Linked DNA regions of Homo sapiens: region 1 is linked to region 2. A link is a loop called in an ENCODE intact Hi-C map of the cell type or tissue named here. Cell type or tissue: gastrocnemius medialis. All regions are shown on one strand. Links, peaks and the distances in the headings refer to the core of each region. The heading gives the core; the rest is flanking DNA.

What was found. Hi-C counts contacts between places; a loop is a spot of excess contacts. Peaks named below come from ENCODE experiments on the same cell type or tissue, not always from the same donor. Only the 100,000 strongest peaks of a DNase experiment are listed, where the experiment ranks them.
Region 1: it touches region 2 in a loop (5-fold over the local background); 10 of 110 quality-filtered maps call a loop at or near these places.

Annotation. Positions count from the first base shown.
Region 1 is chr17:68,316,521-68,321,893 of GRCh38, forward strand. The region is part of intron 2 of ARSG (arylsulfatase G); the gene reads left to right. Among named protein-coding and RNA genes, the nearest start is that of ARSG, 28 kb to the left of the region's middle. RefSeq lists a silencer at 2,048-2,342. In gastrocnemius medialis, for the core only: a CTCF peak has its summit at 2,766; DNase peaks (open chromatin) are centred at 2,021, 2,421, 3,051 and 4,028; H3K27ac peaks cover 4,602 bases.
Region 2 is chr17:68,375,055-68,380,427 of GRCh38, forward strand. The region is part of intron 8 of ARSG (arylsulfatase G); the gene reads left to right. Among named protein-coding and RNA genes, the nearest start is that of MIR635, 47 kb to the right of the region's middle. RefSeq lists an enhancer at 3,164-3,683. In gastrocnemius medialis, for the core only: no CTCF peak of the experiment used is centred there; DNase peaks (open chromatin) are centred at 3,307 and 4,027; H3K4me3 peaks cover 818 bases; H3K27ac peaks cover 3,721 bases.

The sequences.
Region 1 (5,373 bases), core at 310-5,309, 58 kb before region 2:
TAGGTGTGCACACATGGGTTGACCCGAGCATGAGAGCTGGAACTAGACTGCCTTGGTCTGTTACTTGCTAGCTCTGGGACACTGTGCTAGTTATTAAACCTTGCTGGACCTTAGTATGCTTATCTCTGCAATGGGAAAATAATGGCACCTACATCACAGGGCTATGGTGAGGAGGAAATAAGTTAGGTCATATAAGGCAGCAAAAGGGTCCCTGGCATGTATTGGTGCTTGATGGGTGCTAGCTCTTATGATTCCCTATGACACCGGCCCTGCTCCCCTGTTCGTCACAATTCCCTCCTCTGGCTGGAGGGTGAGGCCTGTTTTCTCAGCGTCTGTTCCAAAAGCACCTTGCTCTATCTATTCCCAGACTCTCACCCTTCCCCAGGTTGAGCTGTAGGACTCATCTGGCTTCTTAGAATCTGCTTGTTTCTTCTCATTCCTAGACCAAATCCCCAAGTCAACACCTAAAGGTCTCAGTAACATTTCCCTTTTAGTTTGTGGCCAGCGCACACGATTCGTTTTTTGTTTGTTTTTAACCTGGTTGCAGGAGATGTGATTTGCCCATTTTTGCACAGAAAGGGCACCATCCGTACCACAATTATGATGTCGTTATTTGTTAAAGGAAGAAAGGAATCTGGGGGAAGAAAAGCAGAATCTTTCGGTGACTTCATATTTTGGTATCCCTTTTCAGACTTCTAAACTCTATTTACATGGAGATAAAATAGGGATTATGGCCTAAAATCCCACAGCCTTAAGCCCATTTACAGTAGCCCAGGTCAAAGAGCATTCATGTCACCATATCCCTTTGGGAGAAACTGAGGCCGAGAGAGACGAAGTGTTTTTACTGTTATAATCAGCTCTCTGCCATGTGGGGGTCGATTATGTGGTTTGTGGGTTTGCTAGCTCAAAGATTGACTACATGAAAAATAATGATGAACTGTTTTGTTTTTTTTTTTTTGTATGTGAAAAACCCAAAGCTACTGCAAATCAGCAAACATCTCTTTATCAGAGGGCGTTGTCGTTTAGGGCCCCCAGTGTTGAGAGATTGCTCATGTATGCACCGCAAGGCCCCAAGTCCCCTCGCACATGTCAGTAGGTTAAGCAGCCAACCTATTTTGCCGTTGACCTTGTGGGATGTCATTTTGCCAATGTCCTTTGTAGATCTGAGCTGGGCTGTGCTGTTGAACACTTATCAGTTTAAAAATGATAAGATAGCCAGAAGATAATTGAAATGAAATTTAAATGAAAATGTCAGGGACTTAGTAATCAACTAAAACTTAAAAATGTTAAGCAATTGGCCAGGCGCAGCAGCTCATGCCTGTAATCCCAGCACTTTGGGAGGCCAAGGCCGGTGGATCACCTGAGGTCAGGAGTTCAAGACCAGCCTGGCCAATGTGGTGAAACCCCGTCTCTACTAAAAATACAAAAATTAGCCGGGCGTGGTGGCGGGTGCCTGTAATCCCAGCTACTCGGGAGGCTGAGGCAGGAGAATCTCTTGAACCCGGGAGGTGGAGGTTGCAGTGAGCTGAGATTGTGCCTTTGCACTCCAGACTGGGCGACAAGAGCGAGACTCTGTCTTGGAAAAAAAAAAAAAAATCAAGTAAAACAGGAGATGAAAGCAACTTGCATTACAATAGGGGACAGAGGATGAATTGCTCATGATTTAAAAAAGAGAAGAGGACCAATGCATTCTGTTGGCATCATTTCCAGCTCTTCATGCAGTCTGAAATTAGTTAAGATAACTCTGAGAGCTCGGTGAATAACCCTGATGATACAACACTAGTTTGGTTCTTGCTGGCAGCACATCTCAGACCCAGGGAAAGCCAGTGCTGGTTTCACCTGTGATAAACAAGTGACATTATTTCTTGAAAATTCTCAGGCTGGGAAGTGCCTTGCATATGACTCCTGGCTGGGTGGCTGGATTCAGGCAATGGCCTAGGATTTCTGAATGGGGATTTGAGCTCCTGGGCAGTAATGACTCACAGGTCTCTTGGGAGAGAGACAGAGAATGCCCAGTGATCGTGAGAGAGAGGTGGCCACAGGCAGCGAAGCCCAGATACTTCCCATTTGCTTGAACTGTCTGCCAGGCTGACTCAGAGGTGCAGGTGACAGCACACTGTAATCATGTTTACTTATGTACGTTGATTTGCAATATGTTAACTTTGCGCCTTGATCTCATTTCTTCTCTGCTTTCCCCCTTCTCTACCCCTGGTTTAATTTTGAGTCAAGTCAATGCTGCTGCTGCTAGGAGTTACGGGCAGTGGCTTAGCTCGGAATCAAAGATCAATATTTGCCACAGGAAGGTCAGGGGCTCCCAGGGACTTGAGGCTGTTTCTAAAACGGGCCTCAGTGAGCAATGAATTGAGCTGTCAATTTAGTTGAACACTTGGCTTGATTTGTGTTCTCAGAATTGGCTTTTTGCAAGAGTTCATGCACCCTGTTACCTCTCAGACCTCTTTTTCTCAGCCACCCTGCTGCCTTGGGGATTTGGCAGTAACCTAATGGAAGATGCGAACCAGGTTGGCAGTCACACTGCAGGGGATTGTGATGAGGTCTTGATATCTGGTGGACAGTATGGGGACGAGGGCAGAAAGGACAGTCTAAACAAGACCAATATTAGGGAGAGCAGGCCGCTTCCTCTTTCATGTAATTCCTTTTCAGCTGTATTCCTAACCCTGACAGTAACTCAGATTCAGGGTTGGGAGGACCCTCACTGGAGAGAAATCCTCTTGTCCTCTGACCTTCACCATTATCCCCTAGAGGCCAGCTTTGGGAGGTCCCATCCTGACTTCTCTTTGTAAGCTCTCGGCATGGTGGGACAGGCGACTTTATGTTTTTGCACTTGAGTAAATAGGTCAAATAGAATCAAAATCATGTCATGCCCACCTTTCAACTGGGGCCAGGTAAGTGCTGAACAAAAGGGACTTCAGGTTTTTACCTCATGGCTCTGTTTGATAGATGGGGACAGGCAGGAACACAATGACCTAGATGGTAGCCAATCTTAGAGAAAAGAAAAGGAACTGAAATATTAACCAGTGGGGCCTTGGTGCCAGCCTGCTTAACCAACTGCAAGCTCAAAGTAGCCTGTCCAATTGCTATTAATAGTTCCTCTTTTAAGCCTCCCAAATACAGTCATTCAACAGTGAATCTCTACGAAGAGGAGGACGTGAGACAACTGCTGGGAGACCCTAGCCAGCTCTGCCCTTAAGGGACCGATGGCCTGATGGCAAATAAAGACAAGAAAACCAGCCTTTAGAATGCAGGAGGGTAGTGTGCTGTGAGAGTGGAGACTCCTGCCATATCTCCTACTCCTTTTGCTTTTATAACCTGAGGTAGATGTATCTGAATTGACAGCTTAGGGGATAGAACTAGCATATCACTTATAGATTGGTCTCAGTCAAGAAAGAGAAAGGCCCCTTGCTGGGCTTCTCACCTTTTAGGTGATAAAGCTTGCAGTGAGGAATCCTGTTAAAGATAGTGCCGTGGCTGGGTGCGGTGGCTGACGCCTGTAATCCAAACACTTTGGGAGGCCAAGGTGGGCAGACTACCTGAGCCCAGGAGTTCGAGACCAGCCTGGGCAACACGGTGAAATCCCATCTCTACTAAAATGCAAAAGAAATTAGTCGGGCGTGATGGCGTGCGCCTGTAGTCCTAGCTACTCAGGAGGCTGAGACAGGCGAATCGCTTAGAACCTGGGAGTTGGAGGTTGCAGTGAGCCGAGATCGTGCCACTGCACTCTGGCCTAGGTGACAGAGCAAGACTCCGTCTTAAAAAAAAAAAAAAGATAGTGCCGTGGGGCTACAGGAAGAGAAAAGTCATTTCTCTAGAGCAAAGTCAAGAGGTCATGAGTAAAGATTATCTGTTAAGACTTGAATGCTGAGACTTAAAATGAAGGGAGAGGAGAGTGTTGTAGGCAGAAGGGAAGGCAAGAGAAAAGACCCAGACCTGATTCCTAGGATCTCCCTCGGGGCACTGTCCCAGGTGCTGGGAACACAGCTGTGATCCAGACAACCAAAAGCCCTCACTCTCCGGGGGGTGTTGCATTCTAGCAGTTGAGTATGGCAGGGCTGGGAGTGTGAGACTGGATGGAGGGACTGGGCATCTGGTACAGTGTGTCATATACATGTTTACAGGATTGGACATGATCCTGCAAGCTGTGGGGATCCTGAATGACTGAAGTCATCCACCTACATTTGAGAATTTGAGATGGGATTTTCCAGCTTACCAGGATGGCCCACCTGGGTGGCTGGAAGGGCGGGGGTCACGTTGCAGTGATCTCCAGGATGGCTTGACTCAGAATTGTGGCAATGGAGAGAGATGTCAGATTCAGGAGGCTTATAGATGCCTATGTGTATGTCGCATTGTCGTATACCTTGTGTGTGTGCTTCCTTGAATGTGAATGTGCATATATATATGAGACTGTGAAAAGGAAAGGAGAAATTTGCCAAGGACCATAACCAAGCTCAGCTGCCAGGAATCCTTTCTGGAAAAGAACAAGAGGCTGGATGTGGTGACGTGCGGTGGCTACTTAGGAGGCCACCCAGGAGGCTGAGACAGGAGGATCGCTTGAGCCCAGGAATTTGAGGCTGCAGTGCACTATCCTTGCTCCTGTAAATAGTCACTGCACTCCAGCCTGGACAACATAGCAAGACCCCATCTCAAAAAAAGGAGAAAGAAACAAAAAGAAAAAGAGTATAAATGGATTAATGAATGAATGAGTAGACGAAAGGCACCAAGTTCACTATTTGCTGCCACATTTGCTTGTAGCTTACAAAGGGCCTGCGTATCCATGATCTCAATGATCTCACTTGACAACCTTCTGAGGAATAAGTCAGCTGTGTTCCCATTTAACAGAAGGCAATGTGGAGGCTGGGCTGAGCTGGTTCTCTGAGTTTTATTTCAGCTACTTTCCAGTTCCCATCTCCCAACCCTGTCCCTTTACACACAAAGGCCGCAGCAAAAGATTTTAAAAACCTATTTTCACGTCCATGCCTTTAAATTATGAATGGAACAAGGACAGTTTTTATTCCAGTCAGAGTTGCCACAGAACACCCCATCATCTATTTTAAATTCCTTGTAAATGAAGGCTGGACACGCTTAACTTTGCAACGTTATGTCTCTCCGGGGCTTTTGTGGCAGCCTTTCCAGTGCTAGCCTTCCCTGATTCTAATACACATAATTTATGCAATGGCAAGTTGCTTTGGTTTCTGTCTGGCTGTGTCTTAATTTGCGTTGATTTTCTTGTTAACAGGCTGCTGTAATGTCTGGCTCTGTATTTCCAGCTTTGCTTTACAATGTATTTTCAGACTTTAATTAGGACCCCTGATGATGAACTGGCCTGAGCCTGCCCAGATAGACTTGGGAGGAAAGAAA
Region 2 (5,373 bases), core at 185-5,184:
AGCCGCAAGGAATAATAGTCTAGAATAGTGTTTCTTTGATTTTAATATGCAGACAGTCCCCTGGGGATCTTGCTAACCTACAGTTCTGACCCAAGAGGGCTGGGTTGCTGATGGGAGTTTTGCATTTCTAAGGTTCTCCTAGGTGACGCTGATGTGGTTGGTCCAGGGACCAAACTTTGAGAACCACCAGTCCAGAACATCTACATCTAGACCATGAGTCTAGAATCATCTGAGTGTAGAACTTTCAACTTTAGACCAATGGTTATCAAAGTGTGGTCCCTAACCAGCATCATTAGCACCACCTGAGAAATTGTTAACAGTACAAATTTTAGGGCTTCACCCCGGGCCAAAAGAATCAGAAGCACTCAGGATGGGTCCCAGGAATCTGTGTTTAAACAAGTCCTTTGGGCGATAATGCAGGTTAAAATTTGAGAACTACCTGTCTAGAGCTACACAGTCTGGTATGTCAGGCACTAGCTACATATAGCTATTTAAATTAAAATTAATACAATTTAATTAAAATTCAATTCCTTGGTCACACCAGCCACACTTCCAGGGCTCAGTAGCCATATGTGGCTAGTGGCTACCATATTGGGTAGCAAATAGGCTTCCCTGGGGGTGATTTGTGTTTTGAAGAATGAGTAGGAGACAGCCAGGAATTGGCAGGAGAAGAGGCTCTGGGCGAGGGCAGCAGCCCGGGCAGGGGTGGGAACATCGGGGAGTAGGAGCCGCTCCCTAGAGCTGCCCCTGTGTCTGTGAGTCTGGAGTTTGTGGCGACCAAGGAGAATAGCGAGAGATGGGGCCAGCGTTCAACGATCTTTTCAGTTTGGCTTTTATTTTAAGGAAATGTGGAACCATGGGAAGATTTTAAGAGTGGGAGGGACATTATTTAATGTTAAATATGGAGGTGAAATTTACATCACATAAAATTAACATTTTAAGTTGTTCAGTTAAGTAGCACTTAGCACCTTCCCAATGTTGTGCAACGACCACATCTGTCTAGTTCCAAAACACTTTTATCACCTCAAAAGAAAACCCTATATCCTTTAATTAATTAATTAATTAATATTTTAGAGATACAGTCTTGCTCTGTCCCCCAGGCTGGAGTGCAATGGCGCGATCATAGCTCATTGCAGCCTCAAACTCCTGAGCTCAAGGGATTCCCCCCACCTCATTCTCCTGAGTACCTTGGACTACAGGAGTGTGCCACTGCGCCCCCTGCATTTTTTTTTTTTTTTCTGAGATAGGGTCTTGCTCTGTTGCCCAGGCTGGAGTGCAGTGGCATCATTACAGCTCACTGCAGCCTCAACCTCCTGGATTCAAGCAATCCTCCCACCTCAGCCTCCCAAGTAGCTGGGACCACAGGCATGCACCACCATACCCAACTAATTTTTCTTTACCTTTTAAAATTTTTTTTGTAGAGACGGGGTCTTGCTATGTTGCCCAGGCTGGTCTGAAACTCCTGGGCTCAAGCAATCTTCCCACCTTAGCCTCCCAAAATGTTGGGATTACAGGTGTGAGCCACTGCACCTGTCCTATGCCTAGCTTTTAAAATATATATATTTATTTTATTTAACCCCATATCCTTTAAACAGTTGCTCACCATTTCCCACTCCCCCTCCAGCATACTATTCAATTTTTTTTTAAAAGATCCCTCTTATATCAGGGGAGCTGAGAACAAGGAGAAGGGCAAGTACCAGCCTCATTTCCACTGATCCAAAATGACCAATGAGAGAAGCCAGTGACAAAATCTCCAGGAATATCCCCAAGTTCAAAGAACGCCAAAGTTGGAAAAGACCTCAGTCATCTTTTTTTTTTTTTTTGAGACAAAGTCTTGCTCTGTCGCCCAGGCTGGAGTGCAGAGGTGCGATCTCAGCTCACTGCAAACTCCACCTTCCAGGTTCAAGCGATTCTCCTGCTTCAGCCTCCTGAGTAGCTGGGATTACAGACGTGCACCACCACACCCGCCACCATGTCTGGTATTTTTAGTAGAGACGGGGTTTCACCATGTCGGCCAGGCTGGCCTTGAACTCCTGACCTCCAGTGATCTGCCCTCCTCAGCCTCCCAAAGTGCTGGGATTACAGGCGTGAGCCACCGTGCTTGGCCGACCTCAGCGATCTTTATTCCAACCACCTTATTGGACAAATGAGGAAACTGAGGCCAAGGAGAATGGAAGGCATCCCCGAGGCCAGCCAGCAATGGAGGGGTCCACATCCTCTGACCATCACTGGCTCATTCTCCAAGTCACGTGACTGCTCTCACGCACACCTTGTTATACTCGACTCCTCAGCCACCTGGAAAATCCTATCTTGCTCTTTGAACCTAGCAATTGTCAAGGAAAAGTCTTTAGCCCTTGCAACAGTCTGAATCTTTCTACATCGGTGGGAGGCAGAGAGGGTTTGGAGGCTCAGGCTGGGCTTGAATCTTGACTCAGCTCAGGGCTCAGCATCCTCTTCTCATTAGGTGGGGTTGTGGACCATTCTCCATGGACTGTTGGGAGAATCAGTGGGGGTACTGCCCAGGAGGCTCCCAGCCTTGCACCTGGCCTCTAATGATAACCCCCATTAGACTAAATTTCTTCATTCCTGGCTGAAACAACCTGGCGGAACCCCACCCATAGAAGCATTAGAAGGGGATTGGCAAACACCCTGAAAAAGATTCCCCCACAAAAGGATCAGGCAACTTAAATCGCATACAGATAACTTTAAAAGTGTTCAGGAACTCTTGGGAAACTTTGTTCTGAAGCTGAATTTCAGGCACCTCAAGATAACATTCTTTTTTGGGGCAAGGCCTTCCCAGTAACTCTGATGTGGGATCGGTGGGTGACAGCACTTGAATTCATGATCGGGCTGGGGCTGGATGCCATTGCCCTCTTTTCTTGGGAGTCTGAAAGTGAACTTTGCCTGAAAGGCTGCTGCCTGGGGGTAAATACTTCTTCTTCCTCAGTCTCCAAAGCGGCTTCCTGTCAACTAACTATTCCACAGCCTCCTTCTTCCTCTCTGCCTGGAATGCTGCTGGAGCTCTGGGAAGCCAGGCAGCGCCCTGCTCAGCAGGTGGCCATGTCCTGTGAGTCAAGGGGGCTGGGGTCCCTCTGGTCACCTGCTCCTCTTCACCCAGTTCCCCATCAGTGGGACATCTGCACGGCTCACTGTACAGGGGCCAGACTCAAGAGCAGATGAAAGAGAGAAGGCGGTCAATGTTTTCGCAACGGAGTAGGACAAACAGTACCCGGAGTCGTGCAACTTTCTCCCTGAAGCCAGGCTGCTGCGTCAGGCCACGTGCTGTCTTCCCCTGTTCTCAGGGCCCCCAGGCCCCCCTGCTTGTCTTCCCTTTCCTTTCCTGGCCGAGCCGCCCAGCTCAGCTGATGGGATGAGGCAGCGTCTCCTGGAGTCATCTTTTCACCCCGTGCGTGTGGACTGAGAATGCTCCACTTGGCTTGTGCCCTGCAGGGGTGAGGAGAAACGGAACTGGGGCGGGGGCAGAGCAAAGCAGCCCTGCCTTCTCCCGAAGAAGAAGGGCACGAGTCAGACACCCCTGCTGTCTCTGAGTCCACAGCCTGGTCCAGGAGGCCTGGCTCTCCCAGCAGCCGCCTTCCCTTCTCCATGCCAGATCTGTTTCCTACCCAGGACAGAACCAACACCTTGTTTTTCCCCTAACTGACTGCTCCTCTGTCTGGAAAATCTTTTCTCGTTTTATTTGAAGAGCAGAACTGTTCCTTCCTCCCCCTTGGTGATGAGGAAACATTCTGTTGAATTTGGCATCCAGGCTCCTAGGAGACCTTGGTTGTTTGTAATTTGATGCTATCAGGTTGTTGCATAACCTTTCCCGCTGGGAAGCAGTCTCTGCATCCTGGGCCTTCTGTCCAGTTTGGGGTCGGGGGTGGGGCGGGGAAAAGTCAGAGGTGCTGTGAGGTGACAGAGCAAGGGATAAGGGACTCTGGCTGTTGGCCCTGGCTGGGGACAGGGCCTGCTGATAGGGACCTAGAGGAAGTCAAACTGCGTCTCTTTCTGGGCCTTTGGCCACCAGGCTTGGTGGAATGTCCTCATCCCATACTCAGGGCCACCCCAGGCCAGCCGGAGTCCTGGGTCTGAATAGAGGCCAGGCCGCCCTGTGTTTCTAGAAAACGAGTACACTGTAGGCATCCTTGGCAAGGGGACATACTACACTTAGAAACAAAGCCTGCTTCTTTATTTTATTTTTGTAGAGACAGGGTCTCACTCTGTTGCCCTGGCTGCAGTGCAGTGGTCTGATCATGGCTCACTGCAGCCTTGACCTCCGGGGCTCAAGCAATCCTCCTGCTTCAGCCTCCCTAGTAGCTTAGTAGCTGGGACTGCAGGTGTGTGCCACCATGCCTGGAACACTACAATTTTTTTTTTTTTTTTTTTTTTTTTTTTTACAGAGATGGAGCAGAGGGGTCTTGCTTGTTGCCCAGGCTGGTTTCGAACTCCTGGCTTCAAGTGATCTTCCTTGCATCGGCCTCCCAGAGTGCTGGTGTTACAAGTGCGAGCCACTGCACTGGGCTGAAAGCCTGCTTCTTTAGAAGGTTATTAGAATGTGCACTCCTCAGAACAGGCACTCTACCCAGTCACAAATGCTAATGCCTTTGTGGGCCAGGCAGGTGATATAAAGGAACACATGTTTGTTTTTGTCAGTTATGGGCAGTGTTAGGAATTCAATATGCTGGAGAGAGGACCCTGTCGAATGACATTCAGCATTAGTTAAATGAAAAACACTAGGCATGCCCAACCAAACTGTCGGAGGTTGTGATCTCTGCTATTTTCTCCCTACAGGTAATTTGGTTGGCACTTCTCTGGCAGGCATTATGCAAAAGTACCTTGCTTGAAGCTTTATGTACACTGTCTTATATAACTGTTCCCACAGCCCTGTGAGATACGTACAACTGACCTTTGAGCGACACGGATTTGAACTGCATGGGTCCACGTAATACATGAATTTTCTTCTGCCACTGCCACCCCTGAGACAGCAAGACCAACCTCTCCTCTTCCTCCTCCTCTTCTTCCTTAGCCTACTCAACGTGAAGACAACGAGGATGAAGCCCTTTATGATGATCCACTTCCACTTAATGAATAGAAAATATATTTTGTCTTTCTTCCAATTTTCTTTTTCCTTCCTTCCTTCCTTCTACCTTCCTTCCTCCTTCCTTCCTTCCTTTCTCTCTTTCTTTCTTTCTTTACTCTTTTTTTTTTGGACAGTCTTGCTGTGTTGCCCAGGCTAGAGGGCAGTGATCTAATCAGAGCTCACTGCTGCCTCAACCTCCTGGGCTCAAGCGATCATCCCACCTCAGCCTCCCAAGTAACTTGGACTACCAGCTAGGACTCCCAAGTAGCTGGGACTACCACACTTAGCTAATT